Regions from separate parts of the Homo sapiens genome. Here all the other regions are linked to region 2. A link is a loop called in an ENCODE intact Hi-C map of the cell type or tissue named here. Cell type or tissue: mammary epithelial cell. All regions are shown on one strand.

What was found. A loop is a pair of places that touch in the nucleus more often than their neighbours do. Peaks named below come from ENCODE experiments on the same cell type or tissue, not always from the same donor. Only the 100,000 strongest peaks of a DNase experiment are listed, where the experiment ranks them.
Region 1: a loop joins it to region 2, with 9 times the contacts of the local background. A loop is called at or near these places in 16 of 110 quality-filtered maps.
Region 3: it touches region 2 in a loop (17-fold over the local background); 4 of 110 quality-filtered maps call a loop at or near these places.
Region 4: a loop joins it to region 2, with 18 times the contacts of the local background. A loop is called at or near these places in 21 of 110 quality-filtered maps.

The regions. Positions count from the first base shown.
Region 1 is chr2:172,223,741-172,228,740 of GRCh38, reverse strand. No RefSeq gene overlaps it. Among named protein-coding and RNA genes, the nearest start is that of DLX2-DT, 120 kb to the right of the region's middle. In mammary epithelial cell, a CTCF peak has its summit at 2,212 (motif pointing right); DNase peaks (open chromatin) are centred at 160, 800 and 2,250; H3K27ac peaks cover 2,605 bases.
Region 2 is chr2:172,169,500-172,174,499 of GRCh38, reverse strand. No RefSeq gene overlaps it. Among named protein-coding and RNA genes, the nearest start is that of DLX2-DT, 69 kb to the right of the region's middle. In mammary epithelial cell, a CTCF peak has its summit at 1,881; a DNase peak (open chromatin) is centred at 1,859; H3K4me3 peaks cover 396 bases; H3K27ac peaks cover 411 bases.
Region 3 is chr2:172,277,397-172,282,396 of GRCh38, reverse strand. It overlaps LOC107985960 (a long non-coding RNA gene), which reads right to left. Exons shown (of 6, transcript XR_001739773.3): 2 at 1,517-1,660. Among named protein-coding and RNA genes, the nearest start is that of ITGA6, 150 kb to the left of the region's middle. In mammary epithelial cell, a CTCF peak has its summit at 2,332; a DNase peak (open chromatin) is centred at 26; H3K27ac peaks cover 828 bases.
Region 4 is chr2:172,702,406-172,707,405 of GRCh38, reverse strand. It overlaps a transcript of PDK1 not described here. Among named protein-coding and RNA genes, the nearest start is that of RAPGEF4, 31 kb to the left of the region's middle. RefSeq lists an enhancer at 2,387-2,556. In mammary epithelial cell, a CTCF peak has its summit at 2,895 (motif pointing left); no DNase peak of the experiment used is centred here.

The sequences.
Region 1 (5,000 bases), 54 kb before region 2:
GCATATTTTGAACCAAGCAACTAAAATCTCCAGCTGGAACTCCTCTTTCACAAAGATTTGCTTCAGGGAGCAGATGGGAAGAATGGCAGTTACGTAGCCAAAAAAATTACACTAAATGCCAGAGCAAGTTCACACTCGTAAACACCAACTCTGTCCAATGTTTTCATTTTTCAAGTGCGAGCATGTTGCTGAAATCTAGATGCCATTTCAAAACAAAGTTCTGAAAGAGCAGTAAGCGTGTTTCCCTGGCACCAAATTATTTCCCTTCCTCCATGCTCTACAGAGAAACAAACCTCACAATGTTCCCAGCTTGCCTTCTTTTTTTCTGAGACAAGGTCTCACTCTGTCACCCAGGCTGGAGCGCAGTGGCAAGATCATGGATCACTGCAGTCTTGACCTCCTAGTCTCAAGCAGTCTTCCCGCCTCGGCCTCCCGACTAGCCGGGACTACAGGTGCATACCATCACACCCAGCTAATTGTTTAGTTTTTGTAGAGATGGGGGTCCCCCTTTGTTGTTGCCCAGGCTGGTCTCAAAGTCCCATCCTCAAGCAATCCTCCCATCTCAGCTTCCCAAAGTGTTGGGATTACAGGTGTAAGCCATGACACTCAGCCTCCAGCTCATCTTCTGTGGGAAGACTGTTTCACTCTCCTGAGAAGAGCAGCCTCCCCTAGTTTTTATGGAGTTCTGAAACCGGATTTCTGCATGGCCTCTCCTACCTGGCTCTTATCTCTAAGAACATCCACACCACATACCCACAAAAGGCAACACTTGATTTTGCAAGAACTTAGGGCCAACAGCCTGAACCTGGTTTCCTCTGGACAAGCCAAAATTCCCGAGGCTACCCACATCTGTAAAAGACAGCCCCCTCTAGTTTCCTAACAGACTGGTTTCGTTAGTTTGAGCTCCAGGGTTGGGGGAAGGTCCTGGAAATTTGGATGACTCTGGAGGCAGTTACAGTTACTCTTATCTGGGCCCAGGACCAGTGATTCTCAAGCAAGCGAGCCTGCCTCTCCTAAGAGGAGCTGGTATGAGAATATCCAAAAGGATGTTTCATTTGAAAAAGTGTAATTAATATGCCATTTTATATTTGGAAAACAAAACACCTATTGCTTTTGCAGTACCAACTATAGAAGCGAAAGCTCAGTTCTTGGAATTTACAAGAATCAACTTTTCACATTTTATAAGAGCAATAATAGCTAATATTTGAGAACTACCTTACGCCAGACACTATGCTAAACTCTCTACATTGCATGACCTCGCTTACTCCTCAGCCATCCCCTGAGGTAATACTATTATTCCGTTGCTCAAGTAGGGAAGCAAAGGCATGTCCTAGTATGGAGTAGAGCAGCAACTGGAATTGAAGCACTCTAACTCCAGGATCAAACCGTAAATCACTCCATACCATGTCCAAGGATGAGGAGCACTGGTGTGGCCAAATTCATGGTCAGCCATCGCCTCAGATACCATTGGCTTTCTGTCCTGCCGCAGGGCCCTGAGTCTATAGTGGGAATTAGAAAAAACAATGATAAAGTTATTGGGCCAAGCGCAGTGGCTCAAGCCTGTAATCCCAGCACTTTGGGATGCCAAGGCAGGCAGATCACCTGAGGTCAGGAATTCAAGACCAGCCTGGCCAACATGGCAAAACCCCATCTCTACTAAAAATACAAAAATTAGCCAGGCGTGGTGGCAGACCCCTGTAATCCCAGCCACTAGAAAGGCTGAGGCAGGAGAATCACTTGATCCCAGGAGGTGGAGGTTGCAGTGGGCCAAGATCACGCCATTGCACTCCAGCCTGGGCAACAGACAGAGACTGTCTCCAGAAAAAAAAAAAAAAAGCTATTACTTTGCCATTTCATACAGTCTGGTAGAGTGTACACATGCTGCAGGGTGTTGATAAGACAACACAAATAAAATTATATGCTGATATGGCTCTTGTTAAATCCTTGCCAAAGAAAGAAACCTTTCAGGAAAGTCCAGGAAAAATCAACTTTAATGAAAAACCTGCAGCCACTGAAAGAAATCAGGATAAAACACATTAAATTAGTGCCTTGAATGAAGTAGATACTAAACAAACGTTGTTCAGCTGAATTGGGATAACTTTAAAGAATGTTTATTACTCCCCCCCGCCCCCGCCTTCTCCACCCAGGTGAACCTTAAAATGTCATTCATTCACTAGACAAGCATTAGCTGAGTTCTGCCACTAGACGTCACCCGGGGCACGGTGACAGACACCATGATGAAGCAAGGGCCAATCTGACAATTGAGAACATTACAATGTATTGAAGAAATCTGTATACTTTTAAAAGACAAACACATGGGTGTTGGTTTTCTGTTGCTGTGCAACAAGTTACCACAAACTTATTATCTCACAGTTCTGTAGGCCAGAAGTCCAGGCACAGAACAAGGTCGTCTGTTCACCTCTTATCTGGGGCTCAGAGTCCTTGCCTAAGCTCACTGGTTATTGGCAGAATTTATTTTCTTGTAAGACTGGGGTCCAGCTCTCAGCTCCCAGAGAGCTACCCACATCCATTGCCATGTGGCCTCTACCTTCAAATAAGCAATTCCATGCCAAATTCTTCTTTTGTTTCAAATCTCTGACTTTGTTTTTTGGAGCGAGCCAGAGAAAACTCTCTGCTTTTAGAGGGCTCATCAGATTAGGTCAAGTCCACCAGGATACTCTCCCTTTTACCATCGCATAGAATACAATCATAATATCATCATACTCACAGGTGCTTCCCACACTCAGGAAGAGCAGACTGCATACTGGGGTGGGTCATTGGGGGTCATCTGAGAATTCTGCCTGCCACAGCATGTAAACATTTATGGGAAAATAGTGTCTTCTCAACCATTGTTGTCAGCGGCCCCTAAGGGGCCATTGAGACATGAGGAAAACAAGGATACCTGACATCCTATAGTGGTCAAGGAAGAACCATCCTGGACAAATTATAGGGTCACAGGATGCTGAGAAACAGCAATTAAATGAAACAGAAAGAATCTTAATATTTAATAGAATGCCCAGAGCCCTTCTTTGAGTAACAAAAGATCCACTAAAGACTGGTGTAGCTCCTCTTTTATACTGGGAGATCCTTCCCCTACCCACAACCAGACCCAAGATAGAAATTAAATGGATAGGAACCAAATGCGAAGCCACATGATACAGGAAGCCCAGTAACTCCCTGAAACTGGACTAGATTCCTTGCTAAAGGAGGAACTGTTTCTTTTCTTAATGTAATTTCAGATTTAATTATTCACCAACCTCATCTCCAACTAGCATCTGTCCTTGGAAGATGCCTAAATTGAACAGGTCAACCAATGCAGGGATCAGACAGATTACTGTTCCCATTGGTGGCTCTACTAAGGGAAAACTTGACCTTGGGTTTTTCCTCTCGGATTTAGCACACTGTCATAAGGACTGGGGGATGGGGAGGCTGTCTTGAGGATGAGTTTTTCCTATGGAGGAAGAGAGATTTTGGTAAAGAGGGAGCAGAGAGCAGCAGCACAAGGTCCTTCCCACCTGGAGGCTTTTGAGCAATTGAGCAGGGTCTGGAAGGATGGGATGTTCCAGATAACACAGGGAGAAGACTAGCAATGAAGGGAAGGGGAGTAGCTTGAAAGGGCAGCAACAGTGGAGCAGGTGACTTCCTTAAAATGTGAAAGCTGGCCAGATGCAGTGGCTCACACCTGTAATCTCAGCACTTTGGGAGGCTGAGGCAGGAGGATCACTTGAGCCCAGAAGTTTGAGACCAGCCTGGGCAACACAAGGAGACCCTGTCTCTACAGAAAGTAAAAATAAATTACCCAGGCATGGTGGCACAGGCCTGTGGTCCTAGCTACTCCGGAGGCTGAGGTGGGAGAATCACTTGAGCCTGGGAGGTCAAAGCTACAGTGACCTGTGATCATGCCACTGCCCTCCAGCCTGGGTGACAAAGACAGACCTTGCCTCGAAAAAAATATTAAAAAATATAAAAGTTGGAAGCTGGAACTTGTGTGTAAGATGAGGACTCAGTGGAGAAGGAAAGAATGAAAACACCAGACTAAAGATACAGAGAAAAGGGACTCTGCAAGGTCCAAAAGAGGCGTGGTGGGAGGTGACAGAAGATACAGAGGAAAATATTAACTATGTAAAGAAGACGGACACTTCTACTCCTCAGATATGAGGAGGGGAGAGGAAATGGGTAAAAACAGAGATTTTCAGGTGGGTAGAAAGAAGGCCATCAGGTTAGGTGGCCTCACTCTTGGTAACTGGAAGACAAGGTCCGCTGACAGTGAAGGTTTGAAGATGTAAAGTAGATCTTACTCATTTAGAAAATACCCAATAGTTTTTCTTTTTTTTTTTTTTTTTTTTTTGAGACTGAGTCTTTCTCTGTCACCCAGGCTAGACTGCAATGGTGCGGTCTCAGCTCACTGCAATCTCCGCCTCCCGACTTCAAGCAATTCTCCTGCCACAGCCTCCCAAGTAGCTGGGACTACAGGCACCTACCACCATGCCCGGCTAATTTTTTTGTATTTTTAGTAGAGACGAGGTTTCACTATGTTGGCCAGGCTGGTCTCGAACTGCTGACCTCATGATCCGCCCACCTCGGCCTTCCAACGTGCTGGGATTACAGGCGTGAGCCACCGTGCCCGGCCCCAATATTTTTTCTAAATAAAGTTATTCCTGCTGTGGTGGTGGGCTGAGGTGGGGAAAATCTTTGGGAAATAAGATTAGAAATTAAAAGGAGCAAAAGCATCCATAACTAAGGAAAAGAACTAATGTTTGCTGAGTCATTAGCATTAAAACCATGGCATTCCTCCAAAAGGAACCAGAAATGGAACAGAAACGTTTCTTAAGGGCGCAGGTAAGAGAGGCACGAGGTAGCCAATGGTTCCAAGGTCCAGGATACTCACTCCTCTACCCCCAAGAACTTTCTGGGAGGAAACTGTGTCTTCTCAGTCGAAGTGGTGAGGGTAGCCCCCACCAGAACTTGACGGAAAGCTGGTTGTGTTTACCCAATTTTTC
Region 2 (5,000 bases):
CCAACACTTTGGGAAGCTGAGACGGGTAGATCACTTGAGGTCAGGAATTCAAGACCAGCCTGGCGACCATGGCAAAACCCCGTCTCTAATAAAAATACAAAAATTAGCTAGTCGCAGTGGCACACACCTGTAGCCCCAGCAACTCAGGAGGCTGAGGCAGGAGAATCGCTTGAACCTGGGAGGCAGAGGTTGCAGTGAGCCGAGATCACGTCACTGCACTCCAGCCCAGGCGACAGAGCGAGACTCCGTCTCAAAAAAAAAAAAAAAGAAAAAAAAAAATCAGGTAGGGTAGAGGCCAGCATTAGAAGATGAAAACTGTAAGGAACTAAGGAACTAGAATTTTGACTTGCTTCTTTTACGTGCAAAAAGTATGAATTCTTTCAGAAATGGGGTCCTGGCATATTATAACCAGAGATTAACTGGTCATGTGCAAGAAGGATAAAAATCATTTGCAATCCAATAATCCAATAGAAATAGGAAAACGATGTGAACCATCTGCTCATAGAATTCAAGTAGCTCTTTTTTCATGTGGAAAAGAATAAATTGTACTCACAATTTAAAAGATGAAAACTAGAATGAAATTCTACTTTTAAAGCCTATTTGCTCACCTTGGCAAATATTTTAAAAGTGCGATAAACCTAGTGTGAACAACGAGGGAAATGGGGAGCAGTCACTGATGAGCGTATCAATAGGTACCACCTTTGGTGGTCAATTGGCAAAATCTATAAAATTTTAAATGCAAATATTTTTCAAGGAGACAATTCCACTTCTAGGAATGTATTCTATAGACATGGTTGCACACGTACTCAAAGATATACACACAGATGTTCACTGCAGAATTGTTTGTCATAGCAAAAGACTGGAAACAACCGCCATATCCTTCCATCGTGGCCGATAGAATAATTACGGGGTGCTGGTATAACATACAGAACACCAGGCAGCCATCTAAAAGAATGCCGTACACCCACACATGCTGATGTGAGGTCATCTCCAAGATACATGATAAAGGGGGAGCTGAGGCGGCAGGGCAGATGACCCAGTTTGGGGATGGGGACGCATTTGAAAGGAGATAGCCATATACTTGTGTTCTGGAAGGAATCAAAAGAAAATATTAGCAGTGGCTGCCTGCTCTGAAAGGGGAAGAGGCTTCTGTACTGTTTGAATTTTCTACCATGTGCACTTACTATTTTTTCCATTTTTAGTTAACTAAAAAAAAAAAAGAAAGAAATAGCCATTTAAAGCAAGGTAGAGGGGAGGGAGATTCATGGTACTCTGAGCTCTGCTGTCACAAGGAAAGAGAGTCCACATCCCACCCAAGCACTGAGCAACAATGGAAAGTCAAACGCTGGAGGAGGAAGCAAGGCCAAAAAAATATTTTTTTAATAAAATAAAAAAATTTATGTAGATATAAAGAAAATGATAGCAACGCAACGATAAAGGCATTGGAGTAGCACTTTCCACCAGCATATTGCTAGTCAGAATGAGTGCAGCCCGGCGCGAGGACCACCCGTTTCCGTGACCACGACTGGACCCCTCCCCAGCCCACTATCCTTGGGGTCCGCTCGTTCGTGCCGTCCGAGCCGTCTGTGGGGGCGACCCAGGCCCGGGCGCCTAACTCCCGGCAGCGGGGCGGCAGTTCGCGCTTCCCCAAGGGTGGTGCAGGTCAGCCCCGCAGGCGGGCAAGATCCTAGCCCCGGGACGTGCTGTCGTGTGTGCAAACTTCGCTGCGGTCTGAAAGAGCTGTCGGTCGGTCGGGGCCCCGGAGGCCCCCGGCACGGCTGCAGTTGCGCCCGGGGCTGAACGCGGCGTTGGCTGCAGCGCGCTCCCAAGCCGCCCCGCCCCGGCCCACATTCCTAAGGCCACAGTGCGACCCAGCGGGCCGCGGGGAAACTGCGCCGGACCACGGCCCGCCACCGCCCGAGCCCTCACCTGCAGCCTTCCAGGAAATGTGGCCGCGGGAGCAGCTTCCCTCCTCCTTCCTAAATGGAGAGGGCTGATCTGTTTGCCAAGACAATGTCTAAACCTGACCCTTCCCTCACGCTGTAGAAGAAAATCGAAGTGCTGGAAAGTTCCGGTGGAGGGACTTGGAGGGATAAAATTCAGAATTCCAGACATCTTGTAATTTATGAAGTCAAGGAAGGTCCGTTTCTACCTGAAGAATGACTCTAATGATTTAATAAAATCTATAGACACTAGGCTTATAAGCAGGCTCGACCAAAATGCCACCTGCTTTGTGACGTTGGCCTCTGGCTAAGTGGAAATGTCCCCTGGCTCGCTGGCTTTCGCGGCCATTGTAACAGTCTCTCAGCTCTTACCACGTTCCCTGTGAATTGAATCTGCATGTCATTCCCTTTAGCAGAACCTACAAGCTCCATGAAGCAGAGATCCTATCTTCCTCATCTGTCTTAGGAATAGGCACCAAGACAGAAAGAAACCCTGCAGCAGTTAAGAACAGGAAAGAAAAAAGCAGCAAAGTCACAACAGCAACACTCACTCGCCAATTTTATTTGTCACTTAACAAGTTTATTGGGCTGGGCGCGGTGACTCACATCTAAAATCCCAGCACTTTGGGAGGCTGAGGCCGGTGGATCACCTGAAATCAGGCGTTCGAGAGCAGCCTGGCCAACATAGTGAAACCCTGTCTCTACTAAAAATACAAAAATTAGCCGGGTGTGGTGGTGCGCGCCTGTAATTCCAGCTACTCGCGAGGCTGAGGCACAGGAATCATTTGAACCCGGGAGGCGGAGGTTGCAGTGAGTCAAGATGGCACCACTGCACTCCAGCCTGGGTGACAAAGTAAGAATCTGTCTTAAAAAAAAAAAAAAGTTTATTGAACACCAAATAACCATATATTATGGTGAACCTTGATCCAGTAGACCAGCATTTTTCAATGGATGCCCTCTGCACTTCAGTTTCAGGCCATATTAATACCATATAACTTGAACATCAGGGCACCCTGAACATATGGTGAGCCCACGTGTTGCAAGAGAAAAGTTCCTCAAAAAAAAAAGTTGCGGTTTTAGGAATTCTTTTAGCCAACTTGAAAACATAAATGTTTAGGATATATATGAGTTAAATGTCAGTGTATAGGATTGGATTTATTCATTTGGTTACACATAAAAGCTTAAATCACACATGTGAAATAACACATTGATTTTGAAATAATGCTTTTTTTCTACTCTGACATGTTATGAAGCAATTTTATTTAAACTCTTACCTGAGTTTTTCAATATCTTAGTCAGAAGAAGAGACGTATCTTAGGGCATCTAACACAGTCATTTTTATTTACAAACAATATTTTTTGAACCCATGTGTGAGCTACCACCGGACATTTAATACTAAGCCATAATTTGATAAATTCAGAGTTTTAAAAAATGTATCCTATAGGTATAGATTTGTGATCTCTTCAACATATTCACTAACTGTATTGCTTTTTTGTCATTGCTGATTTACACCAGCACCCAGTCAATAGTCACATGGGGAGGTCAGGCCCTGCATCAATCAGTAAGGGTCTAGCTACAGAGAATAAGGGTCTAGCTCCTGGCTAGTTTGAGCAAGAGATTTGTAACAGGGTGTCATATAACTTCCAGAATCACCGAACTGGAGGTAGTAGGGGAGAGTTTGGCAAGAAACAGACTCTAGACTGAGCTTCTAGTAATAATTCCAAAGTCACATCAGATAATTGGCCAGAGAACAAAAAGCCCCAAGCCAAATCTGGCTCTGCTGCTATGGCGGCCCCGTGTGAAATGATGCCACCTCTGCTACAATCAAGAAGCTGCCGGCCAAGCTTGCTGCTGCTGCATATCATATCTGCTACCAATCACAAACAAAAATGAATGCCACCTTCCAAAGCCAAGATTTATATAAGCAAGTGCATCTGAATGTCAGAACCTAAAGTACATCCAAAATTCTTACTGCAAGAAGGTCTAGAAAAGATTGTTTTTAGCTTTCCGGATTCTTCAGTATAAGAAGACAGATTCTTTTTTATGTATATAAAAAAGTAGACACTGGATCTCACTATGTTGTCCAGGATGGTCTCAAACTCCTGGCCTCAAGCAATCCTCCCACCTTGGCCTCACAAAGTGCTGGGATAACAGGCATGAGCCACAGCACCTGGCCTAAGACAATAGAAGAAAGTTAGAATACATGGTGAGTAAGGTAGTCCACAGCAACTGCCTCATACTCCCAATAATAGTTACTAATTTTGTGCTAAATGTATTTTTCCCCCTCTTTTTTTTTAACCAATTCCATCAGATAACCTTTATCATCAACTAAAACTAGTATTGATTGGTTTCAGTATTGTGCTTTTTCCATACAATACCTTAGTCATTTAAAAGTAAGTAATCCAGAAAATGCTCTGAAATATGAGACCTCGGAAGCCCTTGAATATTAGGATACTCCATCTTTTCTGAGAGATAATTTGGAAGAAAAAAACCCTTGCCTCATATTTGAGCATACACAGTAGTTTTTCCTTGAAAAGTTGTTGTTGTTTTTTTTTAATATCTTTATGGGCAAGGGTATCCATTGTATAGGGCTGCCTAACAAATTGCCTTAAAATGGATGGTTTAAAACAACAGAAATGTATTCCCTCAAAGTTCTGGAGGCCAGAAGTCTGAAATCAAGGTATCAGTAGGGCTCATTTCCTTCTAGGGGCCTGGCCTTCCAGCTTCTGGTGGCTAATATTTTATGGCTTCCTTGGCTTGTGGCCACACCATTCCAACCTCAGCCTCTGCCTTACTGTCTCTCTCTTCTGTGTCTGTCTTCTCCTCTTCTGTCTCAAATCTACCCCTGCCTTTCTCTTATATGAACACTTATCACTGGACTTAAAGCCCACTTGAATAATACAGGATGATCTCAAGATCCTTAACTTAATTACATATGCAAAGAATCTTTTACCAAATAAGGTAACAGCCACAGGTTCCAGGGATTTGACATGGGTGTTCTGAGGGGACCACCATTCAACCCACTACAGCAAGGAAGTTTAGGAAATGCTGGACTAA
Region 3 (5,000 bases), 110 kb before region 2:
GTAATGTCCCAGGCCCTCACAATCACTCACCACTTACTCACTGACTCACCCAGAGCAACTTCCAGTCCTGTAAGCTCCACTTATGGTAAGTGTCCTTACAAGTATATCATTTTTTATCTTTTATACCATAACCTTCTCTATGTTTAGATACACAAATACTGATCATTGTGTTACAACTGCCTATGGTATATTCAGTACAGTAACATGCTGTACAGTTTTATAGCCTAGGAGCAATAGGCTATACCACACAGCCCAGGTGTATAGTAGGCAGTACCATCTAGAGCTATGCAAGTACACTCTATGATGTTTGCACAAAGAAATCGCCTGACAATGCACTTCATAGAACATATCTACATTGTTAAGTGACACACAGTTGCATTTCAGCACTCCATGCCCTACTTCTTTATATATATATTAATAGCTTCGAGGGAATGGGTAGTCATTTAGCATTAATAAGCAATGAAAAGTGGAATCTTTTTCTTGTTTCAGAAAGTGACAGTAAGCAGTCTAGAAAATGTGGACAAGATGGAGGAAAGGAAAGAGTGAAGGGAAGAAGGGAGAGTAGAAAGGAAAACCAAGATAACTTTCCTCATGTCCTGAATCTGATGAGCTCAGACTGTCTGGCACATGCCCTTCAGGTAGGTGATAGGGCAGTGTTGGGCTGATTCTGGGAAAACTCTCCTCTACAGAACTCAGGTGTCTTTAATACAGTGTAGTCCATTTTGTTCTTTTTTCTTCTGTTTCTTAGCGATGGGTTTGCCTTTTTAGGGGTTGGCTGGAAACGAGTACATTATCATCGACCACTGACAAAGCAACAGGAGGACATCTTCTGTCCCTGGGCACACGCTGGTTACCCATCAATCACTTTTTATTGACCTTGAACTAAGATCCATAAATTCAAAAACTGCAATTTAAAAATTTTATAGGCAAACTAATGGAATATCAACTTCTACAAGGCTGATTCTTCAATAACACACTTGAAGGACATAGTCCCCTGCCAGGGATGGAGCTCTGTTTGCTGATTTTTCACTAAGGGAAGGGAGGAAGGAACACTTAGTGAGCCTCCAGTGTGTGCCAGGCACCATATGGGGTGCTTTACATATATGATACCAAATCTAAGTTGCCACCAACTGTAACACGCCCAGCAGGAAAGCAAACCTACTGCCGATTAATTGAAAGATGCCATCCAGGGTGTATTTACTGGGAAGCTAAGAGAGTTTCAGCCTCAGGGCCCTTCATTTGCATGGGCCCTTCCAATGTTCTTGGAGAGGGGCCAGCAGTGTGTTCACGTGGCCATATATTTTTGTAAAATTTGCAAAAGATATTTTAACTGCAATCAATTAGACCACTGTCTCTTTCCACTCTGACTTCCCCTCTGTCACACTTCCCCTTATGTGGGTGGCACTGGAGTGGCTATGGGCAACTTGGGGATCCTATTAAAGGGGAAGTTGAGCTGGGGATACATTTAGTCTGGGTTCAGTGGGACGTTTGTATGTGGTCTGTGCAGTTAACTTACTGCTGGGCATGCTGGGATAGAAATGGCTTCACCGCTTCTCCCCTCCACCACACTAGCTCTCCTGGCAGTAAGAAGCTCCAGTGCAGGGCTCCAGGCTGTATCCAATATAAATACATCCCACCACACTCGCCAGCAGCATATGGCCTGGGCAGCAGAAAATAAACAAGGTGTGAAGTGTGTGAGCCAGAATTTGGTCTGTGGAAAATTTTCCCAAATCTCATAGTTCATATAGGAAAGAAACTTCATAGAGGTTTTCCCCAAATTTGACAAAAAAAACTCTCAAGATTTATATGACATTACCAAAAACAGTTGTGAAGCTGGAAAACACACATTTTACTGTTGATAGTAAAAAATAAATTTTCGTCAACCATTGAGAAGGAAGACTGAACTGTCTATTCTCTCTATAGAAAACAGACATAACGAATTCATTGTCATACAGCCCACTCCCCTCCAAAAATGCAGGGCAAAGAAGTATAACAGAAGTGGGCCAGGCAGTTAATTTTTACAAATATTATGGTATTTTATGTTGTTTGTGATTTATATCACCTTTTTAAAATTTGTGGTTTGTTGTGATTTTCCCATTTAAACAAATATTCATGTTCTTACCTAATTTTGCACGTATTATTTTCTCTTTTTTATAAAGGTCCCTGAATAATATAGAGTTCAGGCCCCATAAAACTGGGGTTGTCTAGACCCCTGGATGCCATCCCAATATCAGAGACCTTTCTAATGTATGGGTGGAAATAAGAACCTTAGACCTGATTAAATACATAGCAGGTATTATTTCCTTAATTCCACATAACAACACTGGGAGGCAGGTGTGTCATTTTACAGATGAGGAAACTGGGCTCAGGAAGTTGGAAATTTTCCCAAAATTACTGCCATGGCTACATTGGCAATATTCAAAACTTAAAGCCACAAAGTGAGGCCTGAACTTTTTGAGGAGCCCTAAAGTTCCTCTATCTCCACTGAATTAGTAGAATGCAGAATCAGGATTAGAACCAGACTTTTTATCTGAAACCTTGAAGCCTTACCACAACACCTCTTTGGAAAAGAACTTCCACTACCTCCTTACAGAAATTTATATTTCCTGTTAATCCTCCAAAAAGGTATTTCATTTTCATCCTTATGTGTAATTTTGCAATTAAATGACTATCTTCTGTTCAGGAGTTTTAGGGATTTTAGAAAGGACCCATCCCCAAACTCTGCTCCCAATTGCTGTCCCCCGTGCCCAGACCAATCAGAGAGGACTTTGCCATTAGACACCCTTTGAGTTAAAACATAAAAGCTCCTTCCTCTCAAAATGTATATGTATACTTAGAAGTAGAAACTCAATGAGGAAGCTATTCTTCATCATTAAGAACTTAACAAGAATGTATATTTCAAAAGCACTAACACCGCAGGATTCCTGGGGGGAAGGCGTTGTAGTGGTGCTGGCAGGGTCTGTTTTGTTATGGAGGTGGGGCAGACACAGACGGTCCCAGGCAACCAGAAGGCAGCAGTGCTGTAGCCATTTCCACCTCCATTCTACCTAGCACACTATAGTTATTAAAAACTAATCAGGCCAGTGCAGTGGCTCAGGCCTATAATCCCAGCACTTTGGGAGGCCGAGGTGGGTAGATCGCTTGAGCTTAGGCATTTGAGACCAGCCTGGACAATGTGGCAAATCTTGTCTCTGCAAAAAATACAAAAATTAGCTGGGCTTGGTGGCGCATGCCTGCAGTCCCAGCTAGTCGGGAGGCTGAGGTGGGAGGATCGCTTGAGCCCAGGGGGCCAAAGCTGCAGTGAGCCAAGACTGTACACTGTACTCCAGCATGGATGACAGAACCAGACCCTGTTTCAAAAAAAAAAAAAAAAAAAAAAAAACGCTAATCGGTTAGTTCCTGGTACAAAACTTCTCCTGGCCATTAAGCTGGCACCACTGAATCCAGTATTTCAGGGGACTACATACAAGCAGTCCCAGTGGGGACTTTCCATCCTTGCAGATGTCATCACCGACACCAGCCTGAGCTCCCTGTCTCCCTTTGCCATGATTTATGGGGAGAAAGCTGAGGTTTAAGGCAGAAGTTTAATTGGCGGTCCACGAAACTGCTTGAAATTTGTTGCAGGAGTAAGATGAGACTGCAATTCTTAAGGGAGACAGTCAAATACTAAAGGGATTTATGAGCTCCCCAAAAGTTTAAGAACCACCGTTGTAGAAGAAAAGCACTGAAATAAAATTAGTACAAGTCTCAGAGGGAGGCTGATACCAAAAACATAGTCAAGTGATGTCAGGTGGTGCGTGTGTAGGTATGTGGATAAGAAAAAGTTTGTTACGTTTAAGTGGTGTGCAATGTTTTTAACTTGCTAGATAATCAGTTAAGAAATTCTGGTTTTTATTAAATCATTAAAATAATTAGTTAATATTTTCTCTCTTGACATGCCTATATTATATACATAATACTAGAGGATTCATCAGACTTCCATTTTTAACTTACTAGATCGTTTTATTTTTAATAATACAACTGAATGAGAATCCTATTTTTGGCTCCAAGTCAGACTATAAACAGAAAATATTGAGCTGCAGAGAAATCACCTTACCACAGTTTCATTTTGACCTTCTATTCCACAGCCATTTGTTTAATACATTTTGCTTTGTGTTTAGAAGTGCATTATTTATTATCTGAATTAAGCTGTAATTTGTTTCCATTAATACAAAAAAACGCTCTGCCAACTCAACCAGCTTCTTGTATCAATGAAAATCATGATCTCATTAGGAGTTGCTTTAAGAAAAAATGCAGCTTTTTCTTTTTTTTTTTTTTTTTTTTTTCCTGAGACAGAATTTTGCTCTTGTTGCCCAGGCTGGAGTGCAATGGCGCAGTCTCAGCTCACCGCAACCTCCACCTCCCAGGTTCAAGCAATTCTCTTGCCTCAGCCTCCCAAGTAGCTGGGATTACAGGCATACACCACCACGCCCTACTAATTTTGTATTTTTAGTAGAGACAAGGTTTCTCCATGTTGGTCAGGCTGGTCTCAAACTCTTGACCTCAGGGGATCCGCCCACCTCGGCCTCCCAAAGTGCTGGGATTACAGGCATGAGCCACTGTGCCCGGTCAGCTTTTTCTTAAGAAAGCAGCTTCTCTGCCCGACCTTCATCTTGCTTCCTTAACCCATCTCCCTCTGGATATGCCAAAATGCTTCCATCTCATACTTCTGTCCTGTTGGGTCCTTCCAATCCTTGACCCACCACCCCACAAACCTAATTTGGGCACCTGAGTCAGGGCTTTCCAGTTTGTGTCTTTGAGAGAAAGGATCTGCCCTTAGCTTGAGAGAAACTGTAACCTGGAACAACACGCCCTTTAATAGGGATGTTTGTTCAGCGTTGGTTGCACATTCATCCAAACCCACTGCACAGCTCCCTTGAGCACCACCTCTTGAGAGGGTTTGTTAGACTTATTGCAAATAAATGGACAAAGTTTTCAAGAGGTAGCATTTCTTAATTTCC
Region 4 (5,000 bases), 530 kb before region 2:
CTCTAGCCTAGTCAAACATCCTAGACAAACTGTGGTCCCACTCCCGCCCATGCCAGCCCAAGTCTGCTGGGGAGCCTAGACTTCCAACCACACCAGGCTGTAATGACAAAGTGCCCCAACCTTCCTCCCGCTCCCAGGGTGGAATCTGAGGAGACCAAGTACAGATCAGGACTTTCATCCCTGACAGGTGATAAGGAAGTCCCCACACCCTGTGGTAGCAGTGGAGACCACATAGGGAACCCAGACTTGGACTCACATCCAGAAAAACAAAGCCTCCCTACCCTTCCCTGCTGGTGGGGTATCAGAGGAGGCCTACCAGAGAGTCAGAACTTCTGCCCGTGCCCAGTGGAAACAACGCCACCTCCCACCCCCATGGTGTCAATGGAGGCCACAAAGGAAGCAGTAACTCCCTCCTAGCTGGTGGTGTCAGTGGAGGCGGAGTGGGGAGCTGGAACTCCCACCTCACCCAGCAGGAACAAGGAGACCCTCCCCCTGGATGATGTGGATGAAAGCTGAGAGGGAAGCCTGGAATGTTACCCTCACTGGCCAGTAATGGAGTGGCTTTCCTCCCCACCTGCCCTGTCAAAGAGGTACCAAAAGACTGCTAAGACAGAAAGCTCAAATAAGTGCCAGAGGCACAAACAGAATACCCCAAAAGGATGAGAAAAGACAATTGAAGCCCAGCGTGGGTGCTCACATCTGTAATCCCAGCACTTTGGGAGGCTGAGGCGGGCAGATCACTTGAGCCCAGAAGTTTGAGACCAGCCTGGGCAACATAGTGAGACCCTGTTCCTATAAAAACACAAACACCAATTAGCCAGGCATGGTGGCACATGCCCATGGTCCCAGCTACTCTGCATACTGAAGTGGGAGGATCACCTGAGCCTGACAAGGTCAAGGCTGCAGTGAGCCGAGATTGTGCCACTGCACTCCGGCCTGGGCAACAGAGCTAGACCCTGTCTCAAAGAAAAAAAAAAAAAAGACAATTGACAGACACCAACACCAAGATCAGGATGACAGAGATGTTGGAATTGTCTGACAAAGATTTTAAAGTAATCATCATAAAAATGTTACAATAAGCAATTACAAACACACTAGAAACGAATCACCAATAATTCCTCTGACTGAAAAAAAAAAAGGCAATCCTAAAAGGTTTTACACTGTAGCCTTGTATCAATTCCATTGAAAGGACATCTTGAAATAACAAAATTGTAGAAATGGAGGACAGATTCACAGTTGCAAAAGGTTAAGTAGTAAGGAGGGACAAGGGTGTGGATATTACCAAGCCACATGAGAGATCTTTGTGATGACAGAAATGTTCTTTATCTTGACTGTGTCAACCTTAATATCCTGATTGTGATAACTGACATACTATAGATCTTACCACTGGGGGAAACTGGGTAAAGGGTGAGTGGGGTCTCTCTGTATTATTTCTTACAACTGCATGAGAATCTACAGCCTTCTTCCTCTCAAAGTAAAACATTTATTTGAAAACCTCACAATTCTCAATACTACAAGTAAGTTCTGTGCCCTTTTCTGTAAACAGATTTAGAAACTCAAGTTTACAAAGGCAAAATACAGAATAAGTATATTTAACTTAAACTATAGAGCAACTGTTTTGTAAATATTCTTTATTCTTCCTTTTCAAACAGAGGGTAATGGTTAATCCCATCCTTAACATTTGCAAAGTTACTTGTATAAATAGTTTTTTCATTCAATATTTCTTATTAAGCATGATTAAAACTGACAGTCTGATACAACCATCATTTAAATTGAGTGAAGATTAACTCTAAGTATTAGAGGCTTATGACAATTTTACTCCACATCACAACTGAGTACAAGCCTGAGTCAAACTGAGTAATAGATCTTTCAGAAAGCCTGGATTATGGTAAAGCGAAACATACAGTGGCAGGACCTGTACTTAGGTGACAGTAATAAGATAGGGCAGAATAGAGAGAGTTTCACTCAAAGATTCCCAGGGTTGGGCAAACACCAGAGATTTGCGTAGACTTAAAATGTCAAGAATTAATGATGCAAAAGGCTGGACACTCAGAAATTCCTATAGGAATCATTCTGTAAGAAGATCAATCTATAGGAAGAAAGGGACTGTTGGACCTTAAATGTTTTAGCAAAATTTTCAAGGCAAATCCTTGGACTTTGGATACTTTTGTGGGTATTTTTGAAGGATACATCCCTACAGTTAGACTTGCATTAAATTTTGTACATTTTTTTGTACATTTTATACAAAATTTAATAGATATGGATAAATCTGCCCGCTCAAAGTGTATCAACCATTAACTCACAACAGTATATGAGATGGTCAGTTTCCTCACTGCCTATTTAAATATTCACATTTTAATCTTTCTTTTCTGATTACTGAGTCCTATAAAGTTTTCCACCTTTTTTGCTGGCCTTTGTTTTCTCTGTTTGTTAGAAGCAGATCCTGGCATTTGTGTTCTTCTTTGAGCTTGTAGAACTGATGTGATTTCCAATTCTTTGTATTCGGTTGATATTGGGACTCCATAACTTTTTACCTCAAGAGTACGGGGAAAAGTTTCTAGAACTTCCTTGTTCAATCCTGGCTACAGTTCTATGTGACCATTTCTTCACTTAGCCTCCCAAAGTGGGAGACAGATGAGGGAGAGCGTCTGTCTACACAGGGTTGTAATTTTATACACATATATGGCTTTTGGTTGTTTCCCCATACCTTATCAGGTGGGTACGTGCTAAAATAAAGCACATAAGCATCTGGGTTTTTGTGATGCTGAGCATGGCATTTTTAAAGACTGTGGTGCTTTGGATGTGGGCTCAAGAGTATACCCTGGCTCTCACACTCTGTAGAACCTGTCGAAATTGATCCTTCCTTAATACTGCCCTCTTGTGGGCTCTCCTGAAAATACTACTTCCCTTTACAGAGATTGTAAACCTTGGCATTCCCTGTGATTCTCAATGTACCCCTTAAGCTGCCCTGTATTCTGAGAAGAAATGAGAAAGTAATCCCTTTCACCCCAACTCAGTCATTCTGACACATGGACCCCAACTGTCACAAAACCCCGACTGAAAACAGCCCCTTTTCATACTGTCAGCTGCCCTTCTTTCACTAGAAGACAGAGTCCCTGGGAGCCCTGTGGGAAGGAGACACCACTTCGCTGTGGGAAGTCTCACCATCGCTGTCGTGCCAGGAGCCGTTGGAGTGTCCCCTTCTCTAAAGCCATGTCAAGCACAGTAAGAATAAATAGAGGGGAAGTGGAACCGTGAGAACATGCTCTTAAACCCTATTTTACAGTATTCCTTTGTTAAATGAAATGAAAGCAATTACAAGAGAAAAAGTAGGCCGGGCACGGTGGCTCACACGTGTAATCCCAGCACTTTGGGAGGCTGAGGCGGGTGGATCACTTGAGGTCAGGAGTTCGAGACCAGCCTAGCTAACATGGTGAAACCCTGTCTCTACTAAAAATACAAAAAATTAGCCAGGTGTGGTGGCACGTGCCTGTAATCCCAGGTACTCAGGAGGATGAGGCAGGAGAATCACTTGAACTTGGGAGGCAGAGGTTGCGGTGAGCTGAGATCGCACAACTGCATGCCAGCCTGGCTGGGCGATAGAGCGAGACTCTATCAAAAAAAAAAAAAAAAAAAAAAGAAAGAAAGAAAGAAAAAGAAAAAAAGGAAAAAGAAAGAGTGATGAAAACTTACATAAAAACACAAAGTGTGAGGAGTTAGAAGTCAGTAAAAGATCTTTAAATACCATCCTATCTAAGATGACTTCCTGGCTTCCCTCGGCTAAAATTAATTTCTCCCTCTCCCATATTTTCTTTGATTTTTTATTTTAATTTTAGCACCTGCTTATTATTGTCGGGTTGGGTCAGAATTACTTATGATAGCAGATTGTGAGTCTCTGAAGGACAGGGACTCAAGGCTTTGAACCTGTCAGGTGTCTTATGGTATTTAATTAAATAAGATAGGAAAATGATATAAAAATGGCTTTGATGGAAACAATCTAGGTATGTTTTCTGTGGCTGCAGTAACAAATTACTAGAAACTCGGTGGCTTAAAACCACAAAAATATATTATCTCACAGTCCTGGGGGCCAGAGGTCCAAAATCAGTATCACTGGGCTGAAATCAAGGTGTCGACTGTATTGTACTCCTTCAAAGGATTTAGAGGAGAATCTGTTGCTTGACTCTTTCAACTCAACTCCCAGTGGTTGCCGGCTTCCCTTGCCTTGTGGCTGCAGCACTCTCACCTTCGCCTCTGTCTTCATATTGCCTTCTCCTCTGCATGTGTGTGCAAAATCTCCCTCTGTTTCTCTCTCATAAGGATGCTTGGGATGGCATTCAGGTCACACCCAAGTAATCTGGCACAGTCTTCCCCATCTCAGGCTCCTTGATTTAATCACACATGCAAAAATATTTTTTTTCCTTATAAGGTAACATTTAAAGTTTCCAGGAATTAGGAACTGATATTTTGGGGGGACACACTTTTCGTCTCACTACAGTCTACAATGAGATGGAATAAACCATAAAATCAGCGTACACAGAAAAGGTATTGCCAAGAGAATATGGGCAGGGTACCAGTGGTTTTGCCCTCAATCATGGTGATCTAGATAATTCCAACCATCCATCCTAGTGAGAGCAGCTAGTAAAGCTGAATACAATTTTTTTAAAAATCTGTTTGCATTCAAATCAGTGAAAGATTATAGGGCCAAAATCCAAAAGAAGGAGGAAACCTAGAGAGATGAGCCCAGCATTTTTGGCTGCTTTGCTCTTGGAAGCATCTGCCAATTTAAAAAAAAAAAAAAAAAGGCAGTTAGGAGGCAGAGAAGCTGAACAGAGCTTTTGGTAGATTAATGGGGTAAGCGAGACAATTGTAGTTCAGGGTCTAACAATGAAAGAGGCCCTGGCAAATCCCTCTGTCTTTTTTTTTTTTTTTTAAACAAAGTCTCACTCTGTTGCCCAGGCTGGAGTGCAATGGCACGATCTCGGCTCACTACAACCTCCACC